3 separate regions of the Mus musculus genome follow, and all the other regions are linked to region 1. The links are chromatin loops, found by intact Hi-C in ENCODE. Cell type or tissue: left cerebral cortex. All regions are shown on one strand.

Region 1 (8,000 bases):
ATTCCCTGAGAACTGGACTCACATAGTCTGCAAGAGCAACATGTGCTCTTAACTGCTGTGCTGTCTTTCCAACCCTGAAAATGGAAATCTTAAAGCTAACCGAGCCTGGAAACAACCAAGGTGAAGGACTAGACTATTATTCATGAGACAAACAAGTGATGGGAGATGGAGAGATGGGAGAACCCTAACTGCACACTCCTCCATGAGAGCAGGCAACCTGAAAAGTCTACACACATTTTGACATTCCACCGTAAGACATTCTGGAATCGGTGAAATGAGCCCGGTCGTGAAGGGATCACAGCTTGGACAGAGGAAATGTTGAAAACGTGAACTGGGTTCTCCAGAGCAGCAGCAACAACCTATAGTGATGTGTAAGATGGCTCCATGTCTTCACATCTGTTTCACAACCCACTGCATGCACAGTGATGGGTGTGAACATTAGCTAGAGCTGTTTACTGATCATTGCTAAGCTGTAACAAATGTTCCACATTAAGCAATGCAAGGTGTTCATAACAGGGTAGATGGTTCAAGTATGGGGGTGTAGGACAGGCATATGAATACGTTTTCCTGTGACCCCAAATCAATACCTCTAAAGAATAATTGTTTAAAATTTTTCATTGGATGGACTGGTTGCTATAATCATGGGTGCTTCCAGCCTTCATAGAGAAAGGCCACTATTCTGGTCTGATTTTAAAATCACAAACTTGGGGGCTGAAGAGGTAGATGGCTTAGTGCTTAAGAATATTTGCTGTTCTTTCAGAGGACCTGGGTTTGGTTCCCAGGGCCCATATCAGGTGGCTCAAAACTACCTGTAACTCTAGCTTTGGGGCATCCAATGCCCACTTCTAAACTCTCTAGGAACCTGCACACATGTGTACACACACACACACACACACACACACACACACACACACACACGCACAGAGATACATAATACAGTTAACAGTTAAAACCATAGCTTATTTTTACATGCAAATTTACTAATACATAATACAGTTAACAGTTAAAACCATAGCTTATTTTTACATGCAAATTTACTAATCTAACTCTTAGCTGCTTACTCTGCCCATGGAGAACATATGTTTAAGATGACCATGTGCCAGTCACTGATTCCCAGATAGGAGGTGCCCTGTTGGGTCTGGTCTGACAGCCTTGGACAACTGTCTTCTTCATCCTCAGTGTGGTTCTCTCTTCTGTGGGGACCAAAGAATTCTTAAGTGTTGTTCCACTTTATAAAGCCTTTCTCATAGGGCATGGTGTATAACCATTCACATCATATATACTGGCACTGGGGAACACCAGCTGTTATGACAGATGGCACAGGAGACATGGAACCTAGGAAGACACAGGTACTGACTGGGAAAGGGTGGAGAGGCCACTTAGTGTTCTTCCAACTGGTTCCTGCCACACTTGAAGCTTCAGTCCAGGCCTTCTCCAGGCTGTCCAGGATAGACCTTGGTAATTGCTACTCTTCCTACCTCCACAGAGGAAGGAAGAAGCACTGGCTGCCATCTTGGCCAAAGTACTGAAGACAGGGGTCACCAGTGTTTGTAGGCAGTAGTAGGGCAAGGAAGACCTACAGGTACCTAGTGTCTCATTTTACTTAGAACTTGTTTTATTCCTGTAAAGCATACAGGAAACTTGGTATTTTAATTGTTTTCAAGTGCACAGCTCTGGGCCCCGGGCATGTTCACATTGCTCTATAAACATCACCACCATCCATCTCTGTATCCTTTCATTGCCCCAAACTGAAATGTTGTACCATTGAAACACTAATTTATTTCTCAATCCTCCAGGGCCCTAGCAACTACTCCTAACTACTCTTAAGTGTACCATGATGAAAGCCACACAGCAGGTGTCCTTTTGTGACTTGGTTTTCCATCTAGCATTTGCCCTCAAGGACCACTCATCTTGTGCCATCGTTAGATTTTTGTGTTAGGGAGCATGTGCCTATGGTATATGTGTGTACACACGTATGTGCAGGTGCTCATACATGCATGCCTATATGAGGACAGACAGAGAAGGATGTCAGGTATTTGGCTCCATCACTCTCTGCATATTTCTTCGAGCTAGGGCCTCTTGTTGAACCTGAAGCTTGGCTCCTGTTTCTGGTTTCCCCTACTTCTGCACATCACTGGGTTTACAGATACTTAAGTGCGCATGACAGTGTTTTTATGTGGGTACAGCTGCAAACACTCTAATCCACTGAGTCAACTTTCTTGATCCATGTGCCAGAATTAATGTCTGGGTGAGACTTCTCTGCATGAGCAGACCTCATTTTGTTTGTCCATTTACTTGTCTGTGGCCACCTGGCTTGCTCCTACCTTTTGTCTGCTGTCAGCAGAGTATCTCTTGGGTTTCTCCTTTCCCCTCTTTCAGACTTGGAGGTGGAATTTCACATTCTTTTTCTCCTCCTCTTTCTCCTTTTGTGCTGGAGTTTAAGCTCAGGGCTTTCCGTAACCCTGGAAAGCCCCCATACTCCTGCATCTTCCTTTTAAGAGGCACTGCCCCTTAGTATGAATGACACACTCAAAATCACAAGGCAAAGACATTCTGCTTAGACTAGGGGACAGTCATTTTAGGCGACACCATTGAAATGTGGGGCTAGCCAGGCATGGTGGCATATTCCTGAATGGTCAGCACTGGAAGACTAAGGCAGTTTGAATCCAGAGTAAGTCTCTGTCTCAAACACACACAACACACACAGATACACAGATACACAGACACACACACATACACACAGACACACACACATACACACACATATACACAGACACACACAACACACACATACACATACAGACACACAGACACACACACATACACACACATACACACAGACACACACAGACACACACAGACACACACAACACACACATACACATACAGACACACAGACATGCAACAGACACACACATGGCACACACATATACACAGACATGCAACAGACACACACATAGCACACACATACACACACACATATACACACACATACACACACACACACACACACACACACATCAGAAGTGGGCTAACCCAGCTTTAAGGGTCAAAAGTGACTCTGCCTGTTGACTTAAAGCAGTGCTGAACCCCCACCCTGTCAGTTCCACACTAGGACACAGAGGATGACAGTCTACATGCATTAAGATACCCTGTGTGTCTGCTGAGTTCTGTACTTCAATTCCTGTTCAGTTCCTAACCACACGGTCTCTCACTAATCTTGACTGAATTAAGATGAACATGAAGATGCTCTTCCCTGAGCATCTACCCTGCTCCCTCCCCACCAGATTGATCGTGTCAGTTTAATGTAACAGAATTAAAAAATCATGCAAAATGGTATGTTTTGTGAACAATAGTTCCTCTGAATCTCAGACAGTCATTTGTTCACCAAACCCCAGCAGGCTGCAGCTGAGTTGACATTAAAAGGAAAAATTCCAGGAAAAACCTGGGGAGGGGGAGAGAAGTAAGCAGAGAGGGAGGACACACAGACCTAATCAAGGCAACTGACCTGGGCCACCTGGTGATCTCTACTCCATTCAGGTCGGCACCCCCCACTGGTGAGGACTGAGACTGCAGCAGGGCTTGCCCAGCTAAATGACAAGCAAGGGCTTTGCAAAATTCAGAATAATGAATGAAAAATGTCCTAGGAGAGGCTGGTAACATCTCTAAGACTCCAGGTTATCTGAATGTGTAGAGTGGCCTTCAAATTTGGGAAGAAACACATCTCTGAATGAAGTGCCTGGCTTACAAACTTCTGTCTTCGTGCCTCATCTCCTTTGATCCACTCATCACATCAGCACTCAGAGACAGACTGCTATTGTTCCCAGCTAACAGGTAAGGCAATTGAGGCTCTGGGAGACTCAGTGGCTTGCAGCCAACTCAAGACCACAGAGTCCTGGTCCAGAGCCTTTCCTGTCTGACTGCTCTGCCTCCCAACTCAGCAAAGCTCACATGTAACCTACCCCTTCTCACTAACACGCTGGTGGCAGGCTTGAAAAACACTCTTGCTTTCCTAAGTGGACTAGGCTTTAGGATCCGTCAGGATTGGCCTCTGTTTTAATTCCTATTTTCCATTTTAAACCACATTCTTCCTTGCTTGTTTTCCTGATCTCTGAGCTCAGCGAAATCCTCCTGGACGGGGTTTTTGCAGCCCTGTCTGGATCATTTTAACTCTCCCTGGCACACAGAATGTCAAAACTTCTGCAGGTCAAGAGAGGGAAGGAGGGAGGGAGGGAGGAAGGGAGGGAGGGAGGGAGGAAGGGAGGGAGGGAGGGAGGGACAGAGAGAGAGAGAGAGAGAGAGAGAGAGAGATCATTCAATTCTGCCAAGTGCACTCAACAATTTCTAAGGCTTGATCCAATGTTGGTCTGGAGAAAGCATTGTTTCTGCAGAGAAGCCAACATCCCACACTAAGCCTTCAGCTCCAACCTGCACCCCGAATTGTTGGCACAGACACCCCAGCTTGCTCATCTGTATGCTCAAGGCTCCTGTGGGCTGCATGACAGCTCAGTGCTGATTAAAGAAAAGGTGCAAGTGACACTGGAAGATGCTATAAATAGAGAATTCCGAAATCTATCTGCCCTAGTGGCCAGGACTCATTAGATCTGAAACTGTTTGGCTTTTCACTGGAGAGACAGGAGCCCAATTACCACAGTGCACATACAAAGGAAATTATCTGGGCGACATTGAGATTCCACTTGTAAGCTGTTTACTTGAAATAGTCCTGGGGTTTTGATGGGCTTAATCCTTAAATACATTGATTCTGAAAGGATTTTTAAAACTTGGACCCTACAGGATTTAATGAAGACCTATGAAAGTATCACTCAAAACTCTCTGTAAACGTGGCAGGCTTCTCCCAAGCCCAGCTGTTCAGGCATGCTATGTGTCTTTGTATGAGCCTGTAACTCTCTGAGTCTGTTGTTGTTGTTGTTGTTGTTGTTCCAAGATAAGATGCTAGAGGGCTTCTATGGCTCAGCCTCTCTCTGACCATCTCTGAGTCACAGATTCCTCTACTCAGATCTCCCATGTCCCATGGCAGAAGCTGAGACAGATACAAGAATGTGAATCAACTGGAATGCGGCCCCCAAGCCTGGAGGACAGGCACTACACCTGTTTAAATGCCAAATATAGGGCACTGTCATGGAGAGACTCCCGCTCAGAGTTCTTGGGGCTTTCTCTTCTCACAATCCCTGCTGCACTGTGCCCCGAGTGGACCTATATGCCCAGCCTTCACTACATCAGCCTCAGACACTAATTACAGAGCAGGTTCATCCCAAGGGTTGCTGTGCTGAGCCACCCAGAAGCTGAGGTGACTACTCAGGACATGAGGCTGCTCCTTCCCACAGACCTTTCTGTTCTGCCATGCTTCATGTTTTACACTCAGTGTGGCCTCTGTCATCCGTGACTCAAGCGATAGCACGTGGCAACGGCTAGTCTCAGACCCTCATGCCCACTGGGTACTTTGTCCCCTCTTCTGACAACTGGCTCCCCTCTACCATTCAGTCTGAATAAATCGCTCAGCACTCATCAAACCCACTCACCACTCTCTGCTGCCCAGCTCACCTGTCTCAGCCTGCACCTTGCTCTCTTTGCCCACGATAGTCCTTTTCTCTGCATTACTCTCTGTTTCTGTCTAGACTGAGTCTATACATATCCTGAAGAGTCTCGGGGTAAAATTTCCATCCTAGCAAAGTCATCCCTCAAGATCTAAAAGAAGAGAGGCCCCTCTTTTCTCCCTATCTACCTGGGAATTTGCTTGTTTTGTTGTTATTTTTCCTACCTCACATCCAGAATTACTTTAGATAAAAATGTTTGTGTTGGGCTGTGGCTATAACTCAACTAATACCTAGCACGTGGAGCTCTGAGTTTGATCCCCAGCACTGTATAAAACTGGGTTTAGTGGCACTGTCCCCTGAGAGTATAATCCCAGCACTTTAGAGGTAGACACAGGAGGATCAGAAATTCAAGGTAATACTTGGCTACACAGCAAGTTTGAAGACAACATTGGATACATAAGACCCTGTCTGGGAAAAACAAAAGCCGTCATTTGGGTACGTGTTCACTATCAGTTTCTTCAACTAGAGCAACCTCCCAGGACGGAAAGACCACTAGTGTCCTGGTGCCTTCAGAGTGCTCTTTATATAGTTGTCTGTATATACCTGGTGCATGGATGAACCATTAGCCTTGTTCCCAGATCTATCAGTTTGGGGTTCTATCATGTTCTGTAAGGATTCCTGAATATGCAGCTGTTGTCATATTGGCAAGAGTTCTGATGTTCCTAAATATGGGTTTTATTTAGAGGCAGCAGATGCATCATGAGGCACCCCAGGTACCAGTAGCATCTGGACTGCTCAGGAATGATAGCCTGGCCCTGAGTGGCAGGCAGGTGATGGGATGTGATCTGATGCTCTATCTAGTGGTACCTCTACTACACCTGAGTCCAAGCACCCTCTCTGGTTGACGCTTTCTCTCAGGCCTGCAGAAAAACTGTCAAGGGGGAACTCACACTCATTAAAAAGAAAATCAAAATGAAACCAGAAAAAGATTTGTGTGTTTTCAAAGGATCGGCAGAAGAGCCATTATATCTTCTGAACAAACTGTCTACAGCTTCAACTACAAAAGAAGGAGTTATACTAAAACCCCAAAGGAAGTATTTGTGCTAAAATTGTTCTGAAAAGACTCCACCCCATATAGAACACAAACTGTATTTTGGTACCTGTTCCAAGAGAAAGCAATTGCATCAATGGAGATATTGAATACATCATTTGTAAGTCCTAATGAGTAACCTTTTCCCAGGAAAGTTAAGATTCACAGCATCCATTAGATGTCACCCCGCCCAGCCCCCCACCAGATTTAGCACCCATTCAAAGAGCACCGTGGGATGTGGGATCATGAGTGATCTAAGAACTGTCAGCAGCAAGCCTTCTATTGTAAGTAGAGTGCATGAATAAAACAGATTACTAACAATTTTAGAATCGTAATTTGTATCAAGATGTCTGTCTTGATGCAACTTGACGTCTCTGAATAATTCATTATGTCCTTCCCCAAATTCCTTTTAAAAAAAAAATCAGACGCTGTAGACAATTTTCAGTCCTTTAAGTGAAAAATAACCATGAAAGTTATCAAGTTAGATAGAGCTGAAAGGTCCCACCTACTGAAGACAGGACAAGAAGGCCACTATGGGTCTCCAGTCTTTGCCTCCAGGGGAATCAGAGCGTCACGAAATCCCCCAGTTCAAGGAGATTTTAAGAATCAAGTCAATTGCTCTGCAGTGCTGGCACATTTGTTTCTACACTGGCCCAAACTAGCTTGCCTGGGTTTTTTTGTTTTTTGTTTTTTGTTTTTTTTTTTTAATTATTTATTAAATTTTAACCCCACCCCCCACCACACCCTATCCCACCCCACCCCACCCCACCCCCGTCTTTAGACAGTAGGAACTGAGCCTTGAGCTTTTTTAAAGCATTCCAGTGTTCTACCACAGAGTTGCATCCCTGACTCCTGTTTGTTATTTATTTATTTATTTATTTATTTATTTATTTATTTATATATGGTAGCTCACTAATTATCTAGACTAGCCTTAAACTTACTATGTAATCCACGTGGCCTTGATTTTATAAGCCTGAGTCCCTGAGCTGGGATCACAGGCCTGAGCCTTCAAGCCCAGCTACAAATTGGATCCCTTCTTCTTTGACCTGGTCCCCCGTGAGTTTCCACTGAGAAGCACGACGTCGCTTGCTCTCTTGCACCCAAATGCCCTTCAAAGGTCCGCACACTGGCTTGCGGTTTCCAAGCTCTCTCCCCTCTCTGTTACGTGCTTCCTTTTCTTTTGCTCCGGGATTCAAATCTTTGAATAATCTTTTTTAATATCGTATGAACTAAAACGGGAATCGGAGAGATTTTTGCCACCTAGTGCTCATGAAGACTATTGTCTTGACCAGAAAGGGAAAAGACAAAAGAAAAAGAGAGATTATTCTCTGAGCCCTGGAGGGGAGGTTAACTCA
Region 2 (8,000 bases), 74 kb before region 1:
AGAGATTAATTCCTCAGTCTTTGAGCCTTGTCTTTATCTGGACCACTTCTCTTTGGTGGTGAGCTGTTATTGAGAAGTTTCTGAGACTTTGGCACTTAGCAAACCCAGCCATGAGCTGCAGAGCCTGGCCAACTACTGGAAAAGAAAACTTACTGTCACATTTCATCCCTTGGTGGATAAGTCCATAGAGCAGGGACCCACAGTGATCACAGAAGGTAGGGCTTCCGTATGTGTGGATTTTGAACTTGTGCTTGCTCCTGGGGTCCTGGAGGGAGAAGAACAACATTCATTTCAGGTGTGAAAGGGCTATAGTTTTGATTAAGGCAAGCTCACAATCTTTTCATTGCACAGTTTGGCTAGTATTAGACTGTATTGCTCCCTAGAGTCGGAGAAGTGTGTGCACTGTGTGAGTGTATGTGTGTAAGTGTGTGTGTGTGTCTTTTGACTATATCACATTTTTATGTAGCAAACACTCACATTCCCCCACCCCCTCTATGGTATAATTTGTACATAGTCAATGACAAAGTTTCCATGAATGCTGTCACTTGAAGCCTACCATCATCACAGTCTGGGAGGAGGCATATTCAGTGTTTCAAAGTATTCCTGTCCCTGTACCCAGAGACACCCCAACACCTAGCAAGGCAGTGGCCCAGAAGAGACACTTATGAAGCTGATATGAATGAGTTGAGGTCTGGATCCTTTTTGAAGTCTCTTGACTTCCAGAATCTGGTAGGCTGTGAAACTAGATCAACCTTGAGATTGGCAGGACTTTGTGATCATACCCTATCCCCAAAGAGTCTGTGTATTTATGTGGGAGAGATATCAGTAGTTAGAGGAAAGCATGAAACCAATGGGATAGCCCTTCCCCAAGTATAGATGCAGGACATTGCTTTCTCTAGCAGACCATACAGAGCGCAAGTGTGCAACCAGAAATCTGTTCTAGGTTCCTGTTCTTCAGTGCACAGGTAGAGAAGCAGAAACTATCTATCATCTCTCTCTCTCTCTCTCTCTATATATATATATATATATATATATATATATATATCATGTCATACTGAGTCTGGATTCTGGTACCTTTCAGAGGCATGGATTTGGACAAATGGCTTGTTCTTCCTGTCTCATCTACAAATAGGGAAGTCAGCACCACCTAAGTTACATGGTTATAATAAGGACAAAACAAGCCAACCTTTGTAAACTGATTAGAATGTCCTAGTAGGAGACTGGTAGACTGTCCAGTGCAGGGTGAGTATGCAGGGGACAGAGAAGGAAGGAACTAGCTGCTAGTTCTAGTGGTAGCTGTTGCTGATGCCTTCTCCTCCTCCTTCTCTTCCTCCTCCTCCTCCCTTCTTCCTCTTTCTTTTCATCTTCATTTTCCTCGTGGTACCTCTCCTCTCCTTATTCTACCTCCACTATGTAACCTAGGCTGGTCTTGAACTTTCAACCCTCCTGTCTCAGAACTTCTCAGCTCTGCAGTTTTGGGATTAAGGATGCATACCACCACACACAGCCCCCGGCTCCTTCAAGGAGAGGACTGAGCGAAAAGACCTTTGTATGATATTTGAACAACAAGCTAATGTTATAGTCAATATGCACATACAAGGTTCTTTCCTCATGAACTGCTTCTTCCTGAAGGGTGGCCTGAGCTTCTGCTAGAGCACAGAGGGCAAAGCCAGGGAGGAACAGAAGACAGGAGCTCCATGAAGATACACTAAGTGGTGGGGGTCGGGGAAGGGGGCTCCATGAAGATACATTAAGCACAGGCTCTCCTGGAGGCAGGTGTTGCTCACATATAAAGATACACATAAAAAGACATGCTAGGCTTCAGACTTTCCAAGGCACCTGGGTGCCAGAGGTCTAACAGGATTCCAAAGGCAAGTGTGGCTTTTGGTTGACTTTGAAACCCATGACCCAAGCTAAAGGTATCCCAAATGAATGATTATGACCACTTTTAAAAGGCATAGTTTGGAAAATTCCGGAATGTCTTAATCATGCAGAAAAGTTTAAAGAAGAGCACGCCAAAACACTCACAGATGTATCCATTAGCTGTGGTAAAGGTGAACATGTCTCTTTGTTCCTCATTATATTATCGTCACCCTCATCTTACAGAGAGGTGATGACCACTCCCCCGCCCCACCCCGCAGATCTCTGAGACTCAAACACATTGAAAACTGGGATCTGGCCACCCAATTCTTACTGTGCAAGCTTTCAGATGTCTACCCAGCATGAAGAGCTGGTTCTTGCCATCTCTTAAACGTCCAGAGCTGCACCTCAGTTTTCTGAGGGAGGGATACAGATATACTAGCTCTTTTATAAATAACATCTTCTCGGAATGCAACCATGTTCACTTAGTGACATGGTTTCTGTGGCTACAGTGGCAGTGTTGAACATTTGTGGCAGAGACAGAATGGGCCACAAAGCTGAAAATATTTATTACCTAACCTTGTAAGAAATATTTGCGCAGCCCAGCTTTAGGGCAACAGGCTTCACCTAACAGAGTATCAGTTAGAGTGATTGCAAATATTGCACCTAGATGTTTCCACAATCACAGACTCTGGGGAAGGGCCTCCTCTTGTTGTCCCACCTTCCCTACCCCCTCCCTCTTCCTTCCCTCTTCCTTCCTGCCCTCCCTCCCTCCCATTCTTTTTGGATACAGAATATCACTATGTAACCTAGACTGGCCTCAACCCCTTTTGTTAGCTTGCTGAATAGTGGGATTGCAGGTGTATGCTACCATGCTCTGTTCCAGTCTAGAAAAGATTATCTCAGGGTTCGAAGACTGGGAATCACTGCTGTAAGAGGTCATTTCACAGACAACAGGACCTCACAGTAGTAGCTGAATACATGTGTGATGACCAGCAATACTGTTTTATTTGTAAACTTATTCGTTCATTTGTTTGTTTAGTGTATATTGTGCATGCACTTGAGCATCTGTGTGTGCCACCTTGCGCGTGTGAAGGTTCTTGGATGGCTTCTAAGAGTTGGTTCTCCCTTCCACCATGTGATTTCCAGGGATCAGATTTTGGTCCTCGGGTGTAGAAGCAAACACCTTACCCTTGAAGCCATCTCATTGGCTCATGATTAGCAATACCCATGAAGCAACCCACTGCCTGCCCCTCTAAAGGCCCCTCTTCAGGTTATAAAAGATCCATGTCCTTGTGGGAGCATTTTCCCTAGATAGAAATGGCTGTGAAGATGGAGTGAAGAGCAGCTGATCAGTTACTCCGATGTCTGCGACATGGGCCAGAATGCCGAAGGATCAGGCTAGCATCAGCACCAATTATCTGGACCCATGCTGACAGTGAAGGTTGTTCCCCACAATGTGGAGGGCAAAGAAGATGCTGGGGGGAAAGCAAGAAGCCAGGTTGCCTGCAGAGATACAGCATCAACAACTAGCAGCAAATGAAGAGTGGCAGCTCACTGTAAACCCACTGGAGGATGCACAGGCCGTCAGGTCAGCCCTGGGGTGGCTGTCCTGCCAGCTGACTCTCACACACATCTCTATTGATGTGGCACATGGGCAATGGGCCCCTCTTTCAGGAAAACCTAAGTCTCACTCATCTGACACCCATATGGCATCTCCAGGCTCTAACTGCCAGGAGATGTAGAAAGAGAGGAAGTCATGACTTCTACTTCTTGTGTGTGTGTGTGTGTGTGTGTGTGTGTGTGTGTGTGTGTGTGTGTGTGTATGTGTGTGTGTGTGGTGTCTGGAGAGCCACCAGGTCCCAGAATCCTTCACTACCAAAAGTGCATGGGGGGCCCTCAATTTTATTTATAAATTATAATAGGTGTATGTGCTCATGTGAACTCCAGCAGCATATGACCATATGCAAAGGGTTTACAACTTGATAAGAGCTGGAAAAATATAAGAGGCTATTATGGTGTTAGCCATAGAAATAAACTTCACGAAGCCCAAGGTTTCTCTAAAATACTTCAGCGGCATGGACAGTTATGGAAACATCCAGTGATCTGGGTGATTCCAGCCTTGACTGGGGGTCAGAATGGAGGCTGAACGGGGAATATCTCTTCGGTCTGGCTTCTAGCACATTGTCTCTAGCCCTCCAGAGAGTTCCTTGGCAATCAACCCTATGTGGTAAATTTGAAACTGCTCAGTGGCCCAGATTAGCTCATGCATGGTCCCAGCTTAAAGGTCACGCTGATGTTATTGCCTGTGGAGAAGGATGAAGGAGAAACATGGAAACTCATCCCGTGTAATGCATGGCTCCAGGCCTGACAAGAGAAACAACCTTGTTACCTAAACGGGACTCACCATGCTTCACAGAAAGCCACTGGAGCAGAAACCTGCCCAGGCCGTCTGTATTTATAGCAGAGCCTCTGAGGAGCAGAGTGTTGGCCTTCTCTGGGCCTCAGGTTTCTCTATCTGAATCCTGGACCATGGAGGTGGGAATAGGGTTCCACATGAGGTCTCACAGGGCCCCGAGCTTGTCAGGAGGTGCCGGGTGCCGGGTGCCGCTGAGGGTGGGGAGGGAAGAGAGCAAAGCGGGGAGGCGAGGCTGCTGCTAAGATTAAAGTTGGAAACAACTGTACTAAATAGTCCCTTCAATTCTGTCTTGATATTTAGAAAAAGAAAACACCAACAAAACCCTTTTTATTTTGAAATCACTTAAGACTCACAAGAATTTGCAAAACAAGTACAGCCTGTTCCTCTTTGCTCTTCATCCTGCTTTCCCAGCGAGAGCATCTTACATAACCACAGCACATTAGTGGAGAGGAGATGCTGCCGCCCTGCCGCCAGCTGACTTGCGGCATCCTCAGGTCTCTAGATTTTCTATGCATGGTTATAACAAAGGGCTTGCATTGTACAACATGTGAATTGAATAGACCGTGTGCTGGGGAGGGAATCCAGTCTTGTTTGCTGAGCACATAGCATGGACTCGAGAGGCACAGCAACAGAGGAACCTGTCCGTGAGACCCATAACTGACGGATCTCACGTGAAGGGGTTGATTGAGGAGGGCGACTCCAAAGATCTATCCAAAAGTAGAAGTGGAAAGTTCCTCTCTAAGTAAACACACATGTCGTGACCTCTGTGGCCAGTTCTTAACAGAGTCATTTCAAATATCTGGCTGACTGAGGGCTCAGCCAGGTGTGCAGCCAGCCTGGGTCATGGGGAGATTGAAAGGCTGTGGGCCTTCCAGGTGGAGAGTCACCAGCTTCAGTGGGGGCTGAAGCCTAAGTGTGTTTATGTGTAAGTGTTGCAGGTCCTTGGGTCCTAAACAGCATTGGAGCTCCCTCTCTGTTACACCCATAGTCCCTGGCACCTTTACCTGGTGGCAGTACCCAGTGTATTTCACCTAGGTCTTTGCCCGTGATAGCTTCTACCTGCCACAGCCACAAGAATTCTGCCTGTTGCGGCTGATTCAGGGGTAGTAAGAAAGAACAGTGTTTTCTTTCAGAGGACACACACATACACACACACACACACACACACACACACACACACGCCCTAACCAAGCAGTCTGAAGCAAAGGAAAGATCTCTGAACCAACATCACTAAATCAGCAACTGCGATAGAACCAAGACAGGCTATTGAGGTTGAAGTATAAACGGCATCTCTGAGCTCCCCAGGGAGCAGGGTGAGAAGGCAAAACAATCAGAGGAGGATTCTCTGGGATTGCAAAGCCGAGTCCACAAATCTCCCAGCCCATCTCTAGCATTAGTTGTCTCTGTCACGGTACACCCACGCTCCACACGGCAACTACATCCTCACAGAACTGAGCTTCTATCATACTTTGCTTGAAGGTTCTAGAGAAAACTGCCCCATGGGTCATGTGTGGTAAGCTTGGTCCTAGTACATAAAGAAGGGTCTGTCTTAGAGTAATCCCCTCTAACGAGGTTAGTGGTCTTTCCCTTTAGCGAAGCATGTGTAAATGCTCCTTGAACTTTTGGGCAGCCTCTGTTTGAAGGGAGTATAAAACCCTCTGTCCTGCAGATGCTGTCCTGGCCTGTTACATTCTAACAGAAAGGCTCAAAGGCTCCACTCAGAAACTCCTGCTGTACGTGGTGGAAATGGAGGCTTGGCCTACAGGCTGTCTCATAGGCACAAATAAAATCTCACTTGTGAATCTAAATCTGGAATTATTTCCAAAAAAATCAATCAGAGGGGGAGGGGAGGATGCAAATTCTATCATAGCGTCTGCTAGCCTGCATCTTATCTCTTAGTTCTAAATATCATAGCTTGACCAGCTTTCCCTGGAAAACTGTGTCAACATTCCTATCAAGATGTTTCCAAGACCTCTTTCCTCCTCCTCTTCCTCCTCCTCCTCCTCCTCCTCCTCCTCCTCCTCCTCTTCCTCCTCCTCTTCCTCCTCCTCCTCCTCCTCCTCCTCCTCCTCCTCCTCCTCCTCCTCCTCCTCCTCCTCCTCCTCCTCCTCCTCCTCCTCCTCCTCCTCTTCTTCTTCTTCTTCTTCTTCTTCTTCTTCTTCTTCTTCTTCTTCTTCTTCTTCTTCTGAAGTTGGTTAAAAACAAGCCCTTAGATCTGCACCGCATAGATTTTGATGCTGATGGAGCTTTGGACTTCCTATATTCTTCCTGGCTGGACTCTATGTACGTACTAAAGGCAATGTGTTCTAGGTGAGTTTGCAATCTATCTTTAAGGATGGCGAGTGGTCCAGCCATGGGCAGAATTTAGCCTTTGGATGATCCCTGAGCTGAAGGAGGCAGCAGCTGCTAAGGATGGAGATGAGAATGGGTCCATGTGAACAGATGCTTCACAAGCCCTTTTTATCTGATAAATAAGGAAGGCAAGCTTTGGCTGGTGTGTGTGTGTGTGTGTGTGTGTGTGTGTGTGTGTGTTCCCATCCTGCATTTCCTACCCATATCTGAATTCCTCCAACATGCCCTGGAGGTTTCTCAGAGGACCTAAATGCCTATCCTTGAAAGCCTCAGGGTCAGGCTTTCTGAGTTCCTGGGGCTGTTTTTAATCCAGTGGAGCTCTGGGGCGCGACTTCCTTGTGTGGCTCCTCCAAGCTGCTTCCTCTGAATACCAAGGAAAATTCCCTGCTCTTACCATCTGATGTGTTCTCATGAATCATACTTGGAAGCCAGGCTTGGGTCTAAATGTCACCCGCATGCTGACTACACAGGCAACACTGAATACTCTGCTCCAAGGGTAATAAGGCTGGCATCATTATTGTGATCTGAAATTTCTTAGGAAATTTCTTTTTTTAACTCCATGAAACAGAAAGAAAGAAAGAAAGAGAGAGAGAGAGAGAGAGAGACAGAGAGAGACAGAGAGAGAGAGAGACAGAGAGACAGAGAGAGAGACAGAGAGAGAGAGGAAGAGAGGAAGAGAGGAAGAGAGGAAGAAAGGAAGAAAGGAAGAAAGAAAGAAACATATTAAAAATGTTGTTTTATTAGCAAAAACTAAAGCCAGAGTGATTTTCTATAACATGACTATTACTGTAATTGTGTCTCACCTATAAGAAGGGTTTGGCCCCATAGCCTTCTCAGAGGCTACATCAGTCTAGATCTCTCTTCATGGGAGCTTTAGAATGTTCAGTGCTGGCTAGGGGAGAAGCTCAGGGGTCAAGTTCTTGCCTAGTTTGCATTAAAGCCCTGTGCTCCATGTCTACCATCATATAAAACTGGACACAATCCCATCACTCCAGGGGGTCAGAAGTTAACTTCAGCTATATAGCAAATTTGATACCAGCCTTGGAAACATGAGACTTTGTTGCCAAAAAAAAAAAAAAAAAAAACCCAAAAACTAAACGAAACAAAACCAAAACTTTGTTTTTGACGAGGTTTGGCATTGCTGTAGACATGGCCTATTTAAGAAAGAACCCATTTCTGGTGGCAGGAATTTATTTTGCTTCTGTGAAGCAGCCATGTTTTATTCTGATGAATAACAATCATCTTCTTTAAAGTAAAATTTCAAATCTTTTTAGGTTTAATTTTATGTTTATGAGTATTTTGCCTGCATGTATGTATCACAGCACACACAAGCCTGGTACCTGTGGTCATCAGAGGAGGGCATTGGATT
Region 3 (8,000 bases), 110 kb before region 1:
CTGCTGTCTAAACCCACTACTTTGTCACAAGGGTGGCTTTCTGCCCCAGTAAATCCAGTGTCCCCAAATGGTGAGTCAGCAACTACTCAATCAAAGTCAGCTAAAGAATTTAATGAGCGTGGTATGCACAGTCAGTTCATGCTCCCTCCTTCCTTCCCTCCCTCCCCCTCTCTCTTCCCCTCCCTCCCTCTCTCTCTTCCCCTCCCTCCCCCTCTCTTCCCCTCCCCCCCTCTCTCTCTTCCCCTCTCTTCTCCTTTCGTCCTACTCTGTCTCCTTTCTTCAACTTTGAGACATAGTCTTACTGTATAGCCCTGTTTCCCTTTTAATATAGCCTCCTCTTGCATACACTAAGTACTCCAATAACACGTATGTTATCTGCTAATATTCTATAATTCCAAAGTAGATGACTGTGAAAAATATTTGCTAGTTGTGGGAGACAGATAAGATCTGCATATAAACATAGGGAGGCATTGATTTTAAGAAATAATTACTTCTCATTGTAGGGACAATGCATAGTCATCATAAAATAATTTAAATGCACAAAGTATAAAGGCAAAGATTAAAGGCAATTGCACTTCCACCAAAACAGAGGATTGATGCTGACATACTGTTATGCTGATTGACAATTGCTCTCCTGTAAAGACATCTATAGTATAATATTGATTGTTTGATTATAATGTTGGGGATAAAGCCCAGGGTCTTGTATATGCTAGGTAAGCACATTATCATTGAGCCATATCTCTAGCCTGTAATATTTATTTTTATAGAATTCACATAACTTTATGGTAGTTAAAAATTCCTTCTTAATAAAAGTTACCAAAGTAATTTTTAAAAAGCATTTTTTAATGCCCAGCATTCTATTTTGTAGCAAAGACTTTAAAATAAGTTCAGTTTGTACATTTACATGGTTTAAAAATTCCTCATCTTTGTATATAACAACTGATTGTCTTCATACATAAATTTCTGCTTTTCTTCTTGGGCTGCATTCTTAGAAGGAGAGTAAAAGATATAAAAACCCTTGCCAAACTGCTCCCCCCAAAGTTGTATCAAAGTCCTACCAAAAATCATATTAAAGATAAAGTGAGAAAAATAAAGAGTAACATTGTAAGTTTGATTTTTTTTTTTTTTGAGGCTTAACAGTCTTTATAGCTATTGGGCCATGTGAATTTCTTTTTCTCTGACTTAATTCTCAATTCCTTTAGGGTAGTAAACAGGTTTCTTACTGGCTAGAGGGAATGTTTGGATGCACATGACAGTGGTCCTTCTCCCTGTTTGCCACGCTCTGTGTTTAGATTTAATTCCGTAGGCTTCTAGAAACACAAAGGAGTCTATCTTTTCACACAGTCAAAGCTACCAACATGTTTTCTTTCCTTTCTTCCATTTCTTTTAGGCTTAGGAAATCCTTGCCCTCCGTGAAGGTAGTTAAGTATTCGCCTGTGTTTTCTTTCATTATTTTGTTTCCTTTTTTTAATAATTAACTTCCAGATGCACTTGAAATTTATTTTGGTGTAAAGCACGAGGGGAGATCTCATTTATTTATTTATTTTTCTTCCAAACGTTTAGACAATTTTCCCAACAACGTCTGTGGAATGAACCACACCTTCTCTCTAGTCCTGGAAGCCTCTGTTTATTTATAAGCAGGCTCCAATTTCAGGGTATCTGCTTTATCACATTCAATTCCCTGTTAGTCCCTGCAGCAGCCAACATTCTAAACTGTTTCAAGTTTCCAAGGTATTTTAGAACCATCCACATGTCCCACACTGTGCTTCTCAGAGCAGCTCTCTGTCCACTGTCGAAAAATCTCTGCACTTCTGTACTCATGGATCTGTGTTGGTTGCAACTCTTCATTGCTGTGACAAAATTCCTGACCAGAGCATTTACTTTTGCTCATTGGTTTAGGGTACAGTCCATCACGGTGGTGAAGTCTTGGAGGCAGAGCCAGAGGCAGCTGGCCACATGGTATCTGCATCCAGGAAGCAGAGGGAGATAAATGCGGTGCGGCTCACGTTCTCCTTTTTCTTTGGCTCAGGACACTGCTTTTCTCTTTAGTTTTGGAGACAGTCTCTCACTGAAGCTGGGCTCACTGATTTGACCCGGCTGATTGGCTATCTCCTACCCACATGTCTCTGTTGACCCAGCTGATTGGCTACCCCCTACCCACACGTCTCTGCGTCCCCAGTGCTGGGCTAACAGGAGTGAGTCGTTCGTTGTGCCAGGCTCGTTAAGTGGGTGCGGAGGGCCAGAACTCAAGTCCTCACGCTTGCACAGTTAGCACTTTATGGACTGAATCACCTCCGCTGCAACAGTCCAGCACGCTCTTGAAAGTCCCCACTCAATGGCTGCTTCTTTGCAAATGCCGTCACCCCTCTGCCTCCTTGGTTCTATATTTTTTAGTCTTTGGCTACACTCTGCTTCGTTTGCATTTATCATTCCCATAATGGTAGAAAATATAAATGACGTGTGTATTCTACTGCTCGCCTTAGAGACCCATGTCAAACATTCTTACTCAGCCTTTCTCTGATTATAAAAACAAGGTATGAGACGGTGTCTTCCGATAACCCCCACACCCCCATGATCAAGAAGAATCTATCATGCTGTGTTCTAAATTGGTGCTACCTTCTATACTAATCTCTGGTCCTGTGCCTATTAAATTACCTGGAGTCTGCGATCTCTAATCATGTTATAACTCTATATGATTTGATTTCCGCCATGCTGGGCTCTTCATTGACTTCATCTTGCTGCCCTCTTTGGGGTGCCTTCAGCCAAGCCAGCTTTTCTCTTGTAGCTCCCATGATTCTGAGGGAGAGGTGTTTGTTTCCCTTCTTTATAACCACTCAGTGTTCCGAGTTCCCTGGTTGCACATTTCCTCTATTGGTCTTCCTATGGCAGAGTACATGCTTTTATTTTGACTGCTTCGTACATGTATCAGGTACCATGGCTGCTTTCTGTTCAGTTCTCCTCCTTTACCCCAGGACGAAGCGATTATTCGCGATGGTCCTCCATCTTGTTCTGCTTTTTGCCTTCCGTGGCACCCATCGCCATAGTTTCCTCGCATTGCCTGCATCCCCCCGTTTCTCTGGCAGCTCTGATGGTTTTCCTATACTTTCTCTTGGGACTTTTGCTGCCAGGGCTGCAATCTATGTTTCTTTGCCAACATTTGAATTTATCTGCCTTCCTTCATCTCGTCTGCCTCCTCATGCAACAATTCATCATTCAACAATCAGACAAGAACAAAAAACCGTTTGTGTCTGCTTTCTTTCTATATCTACCTTTTTATTCAAACAGCTCAATGACCTTGTTTTACAGAGATGGCATATTCTTGTTTTCTACTAAAATTTATGTGGAAATGTTCAAATACATTTTGATAGGCATATTCTTTCAGCAATTCACTGCCTTGTGTGCTCTGCTGGTCTCTTCTCTTTATCACCCCTACTATAGATAGTTCAGATTAATTTTATTTAAGAAGTTATTTTTAAATTCACGTTTGTGCTTTTGTGTGAGTATATGTCACGTGTATGCAGGTGCCCACAGGGGTCAGAGGAGGACATCAGATTCCCTGGGGCAGACGCTGGGAAGAGAGCTCAGGACCACTGGGGAGCAGTCGACACTCATGACTACTGAGCTAGCTCCCCCTCAGCCTTGTAACTCATGCACTATCAATGGGTCATCTGTTATGTGTATGTTTTCTTTCTCTGCTCGCCCTCAAACGAGGGAAGCTGCATCAGGCTTGGTATCCACACTCATATACCAGGTAATCTCTGATTTTGTTACTAAGGTTTGGCCATTACTCTCCCAGAATTACACTGCCACAGAGGTTGTCACCTACAGATGTAATCTGTTAAAGTCAGCCCTTTTGTTTTGCCTTTATGAGTTAAAATCTACTTGTAGGTTATATGGAAGTGGGGATTTTGGTCCTTGAGTTAAGCAAACCTCTGTAGTAAAGGGCACCTCTGGCCCAGTGAACTCCCCAAGGCCCCACATTTCAAACACCATTAACACATGACTTTGGGGACTACATATCCAACGTGTAACTTTTGAAGAGTTCCTTGAAGGAGACCAAGGGTCCCAAAAGGCTTTCAAGACCAGCCTGTTCCTGGCATAAATATATTCAAATAAGAAGAGGCTCCAAGGCAAACACCATTAGTGCCTGAGACTGGCCCACAGGGAAGTGCCGGGCATTTAATTGAGTGCTTTTAAACAGGCATATAGAAGTCTCTATCTTGATGCAAGGCAGCAAGCCTAGCCTGATGCCACTGAACATTTGTCTAACCTTGTACAATCTTGTGTTCACCAGGCAGTGTTCTGAGTTCCCTGGGGTCTGTCATGGGGGAGACAAGGTCTACGTGGGTGGATATTATGTAGCCTATAGGTCAGCATTTTAAATGGCAAGACAATAAATTGAGTCCATTGTAATTACTCTCTCCAGGATCCTGGCCACAGAGAAACTGCTCAGATTATCAACAAGTAACAGATAATTCTATTTTTTTTTCTATAAATCAATAAACTGGCATCTTGCTAAATCATCCATTCAAGATGACACTGGACTTGTTCTCCAGGGACCTAGCCTTTCCTGGAAGGTAACAGAGTGGACGAACCCTGGGAAGACATGCTGTACCCTCTCCTGCCTGCAGAGGCCACTGCCTCCTGATCTGTTTTGAGTAGTAGAGCGAGCCCTAGCTTTAGTAACCTCCCTGTCGTCCTTCTAAACGTGGTAGCTTGTTGCATTATTATCTTTCGACTTAACCGATTACAAGGCTGGGACAGGTAACAACCTGTCCTGTGGTGCTGTGATGTCACCTAGCCTCAGAATCATGGGGGAGCACTCACTAGCTGCACAGGTTTGTAAGCTTTCCCTTGGCCTTAGAGAATGTGACTCAAGGCGCCTGGGGTGTGTGTGACTGCGATCTCATTTGATCACAGGGTAGAAGATGTGGTGGGCGACCCAGCTAGGAGGGGACACCCAGCAGGTTTAAAGGACTGACTGACTCTGATGAAGCCTGCTTGCGTCACCTGATCTCCTCCTTGCCATTCCTACTCACACAACCCACCACCAGCTCCTTCTCATAGTGCTTCTGCTCCATAGCGCTGAGCCCACAGTCTCGCAGGTGACCCAGAACCTTCAGCTCCGTTCTCATGGAAACCCTCAGAGCACAGAATAGAAATGTCCCTCTTGAAATCAACCTCTGGCTCCACATCCACACCTTGGAAACTTCCTCAGATCACCTAAGCCTCCATTTCCTCACGGGTAACATAAAGAAAATGGGTGTCTCACTCAACAGGACATCTTAAGTATCAAGTGAACTTATGCAAAAGAAAAGAAACCAACTTGACATGCTTCTTGCCACAAAATAAACATTTATTTAATGGCTCTTGACTTTGTTATTAATATTATTGACACCATCTGAGGTCACTATGTGAACACACTTTGCACACTTACCAGGTGCCAGACACCACTTTAAGCTTAAGGATTCCAAAGTCGGTGAGGTTTGCACAGTACTAATGCTTCAATGGGAATACAACTTTCCCCCTCAGGAGCTGGTGTGTAAAACTGGATGACACCCTTGTCCACAGTGCGATTGTCTCCAACGACATCAGCACTGACAGAGTCTCAGCACGGCCTCTTATCTTCCTCCATCATAGCAGGGCATTCCCATTACCTTTGGAATCTGTCTCCAACTGGACCACAAATCGCCCTTGTTCTTGATCATTGCTAGCCTCATTAGCACAGCATTTTGGTCCCTCCTGGGGACAGCGAGTGATGTTGCGGTGGTCTGGGATTCTGCTCTTGTGCTGAGGCTGGGGTGGCATCTCCAGACCTCAAGACTCTGGTGATTTTAGGGCCCTCGGTCTCATTATAGGAGACTCCGAACAACATCAGCACTCAGGCAACGTCTACCCAAAACTAGGGAGAAACTTACCTCCTATGTTTCAAACCCTAGACCAGTAAAACTACAAACAGAGAGCAGAAGCACGCCACTGTAGTAAAGACTGGAATGCTACCCAGTACCACGATGGCCAGTGCTAAAGGAGAATGGAGGGTGGCTTTATTTGGTTCTCAGGTCCCAGAGAAAAAGGCTCTCTGTTGTGTGACTGGTCTCCTCGCCATCTTTCCTAAAGCTGGAGAGGACGAGGCCATCAACAGTGAGACTCAGTGAGAACAGGAACTTGGTTGGCCGACCTGCCCCCCTCTGTGGAGTCCTCTCCTCTCAGTCAAGATGGATTGAGCCGAGTAACCATCCAGGGAGCGGAAGCCCCTCCCGAATCCACATCCACCCTCCGGTCTGATTACTTCCCCTTCATCTGTGCTAAAAATAGACCACACCAAACCGAAATAACCTAGGAGATTAAATTAAATTAAATCGGTCCTGGCTCCTAGGCAGTTGCTAATAAAATCATAAGCATTTGATGCACGTGGCAGAGAAAGACAAAATGCTTACTGGTTCTCCCCCAGCTCCAACCTGAAGAAGCTGCCTGCTTAAGGGGAAATGTTACTAAAGGGAATCTTCCCCCATTACCCCAGTGCAGAGCAAAAAGGGGTACCTTTCAGGCTGGTAAGCTGCAAAGGCCCCTCTTTGCTGGTTTGCCCTATGAGTTCCACTTCTGATGGGCTTTTTTCTGGGCATGCTCTGCCCAAGCCAACGTATTCCTGGATTAACTCACTAGTTGTTGGTGTTACACATCTATAAAGCGTGTAGGGCCTCTCATGTACATGGGCAGACATAACTAACTGCCCTCTCCGTGGCTACCTTCACCAGTCACAGCACCAAGAACTCCATGTGCAAGGTCACTTGCAGGTAGCCATCTGAGGAACATAGTCATGAGGAGTTACAGGGAACTTGTGGGTGCATTGCACAACTCCTTACTCCTCTCTGGAACATCTTTGGGGGAAAGAGACAGAATTACGTCTCTGTACCTGTTCTCTTTGGCCATCATTAACCTGTGACCACAAAACTGAACATAAATGACAAATAGACAATGTCAGGGCTAAGAGGCCTTCACTGGCAAAGTCTCTATTGCCTCAATCCAGTTGGAAAAAAACATCCTGGACGATCCTCTTACGTGTGTGTGCTCTCGCTCCCTGACAGGGCTTATCTGCCAATGCCTTAGAACATGGCAGCTACGTTCATCAACTCCAATGAAAGGTAATACTGAGAAGGAGGGGAAATGCTTAGGGCTGAGAAGAAGTTTGGAGGTAAAACTGTATGTGTGTGCTCACGCTCATGTGTCAGCATGTACACACAAAAGCCTGGGCATGCCTATGTAGGGGCCAGAGGTCAGAGGTCAACAGCAGGTGTCTTCTCATCATTCTTTGTCTTATATTTTGAGAAGAGTTCTCCTCTTGTCTCACCACTCCCCTCTTCGAAACACACACACACACACACACACACACACACACACACACACACACACAGGGATTACAGTTTTGGAACACCATATCTGGCTTTCCCTATGGGTGTTGGGGATCCAAACTCAGGCCCTCATGTTTGCATGGCGGGCACTTTACTCACTGAGCCATCTTCCCAGTCTTTGGGTACAAAGCTTTGATTCTACAGAAATGACCAAGGTGGTGATTTACCTCCAAACCGTCATTTCTCCAGCTGCTTGTCATCTGCTGTGTGCTATAATAATCACTGCAGTGGTAAACTGTCAAATGGGGGGACCTGGATCAAACAAGAAGAAAGACAGCATTCTCGAATCCACAAATGAGGGGCCATGTATAGAATTCAGACTCCCAGGTACTTAAAAGTGGGCCCCATCCACCTCTGCACTCCTGAGTTGATAAGTTGGAGAGAGGCCCTGACCCTTTGCCCATTGGGCCTGCAGCTTTCAAACCATGCAGGAGACAAAGTTATTTTCCTAACCATGGGAGGGCCTTGCAGCAGTGATTCACGGATAAATGTACCTTGCTTTTCTTTCTCTTGCTGAATGGAAGTCGTGTAGACTGGTTTTCCTCGGGACAGAGGCTAAGAACTCAGAGGCATTGTTAGCACGTTGCTAAC

The links. Hi-C counts contacts between places; a loop is a spot of excess contacts. Peaks named below come from ENCODE experiments on the same cell type or tissue, not always from the same donor. Only the 100,000 strongest peaks of a DNase experiment are listed, where the experiment ranks them.
Region 2: it touches region 1 in a loop (2.5-fold over the local background); 2 of 42 quality-filtered maps call a loop at or near these places.
Region 3: a loop joins it to region 1, with 2.4 times the contacts of the local background. A loop is called at or near these places in 17 of 42 quality-filtered maps.

The regions. Positions count from the first base shown.
Region 1 is chr11:108,132,043-108,140,042 of GRCm38, forward strand. The region is part of intron 3 of Prkca (protein kinase C, alpha); the gene reads right to left. Among named protein-coding and RNA genes, the nearest start is that of Gm51922, 23 kb to the left of the region's middle. In left cerebral cortex, CTCF peaks have their summits at 3,569 (motif pointing left), 4,616 and 7,899 (motif pointing left); a DNase peak (open chromatin) is centred at 4,462; H3K27ac peaks cover 2,203 bases.
Region 2 is chr11:108,057,609-108,065,608 of GRCm38, forward strand. Prkca (protein kinase C, alpha) reads right to left here. Exons shown (of 17, transcript NM_011101.3): 4 at 154-265. Among named protein-coding and RNA genes, the nearest start is that of Gm51922, 51 kb to the right of the region's middle. In left cerebral cortex, a CTCF peak has its summit at 4,751; DNase peaks (open chromatin) are centred at 4,708, 5,676, 6,762 and 7,001; H3K27ac peaks cover 4,170 bases.
Region 3 is chr11:108,026,522-108,034,521 of GRCm38, forward strand. All of the region lies in intron 5 of Prkca (protein kinase C, alpha), which reads right to left. Among named protein-coding and RNA genes, the nearest start is that of Mir7223, 34 kb to the left of the region's middle. In left cerebral cortex, a CTCF peak has its summit at 4,624 (motif pointing right); DNase peaks (open chromatin) are centred at 2,023, 4,658 and 6,266; H3K27ac peaks cover 433 bases.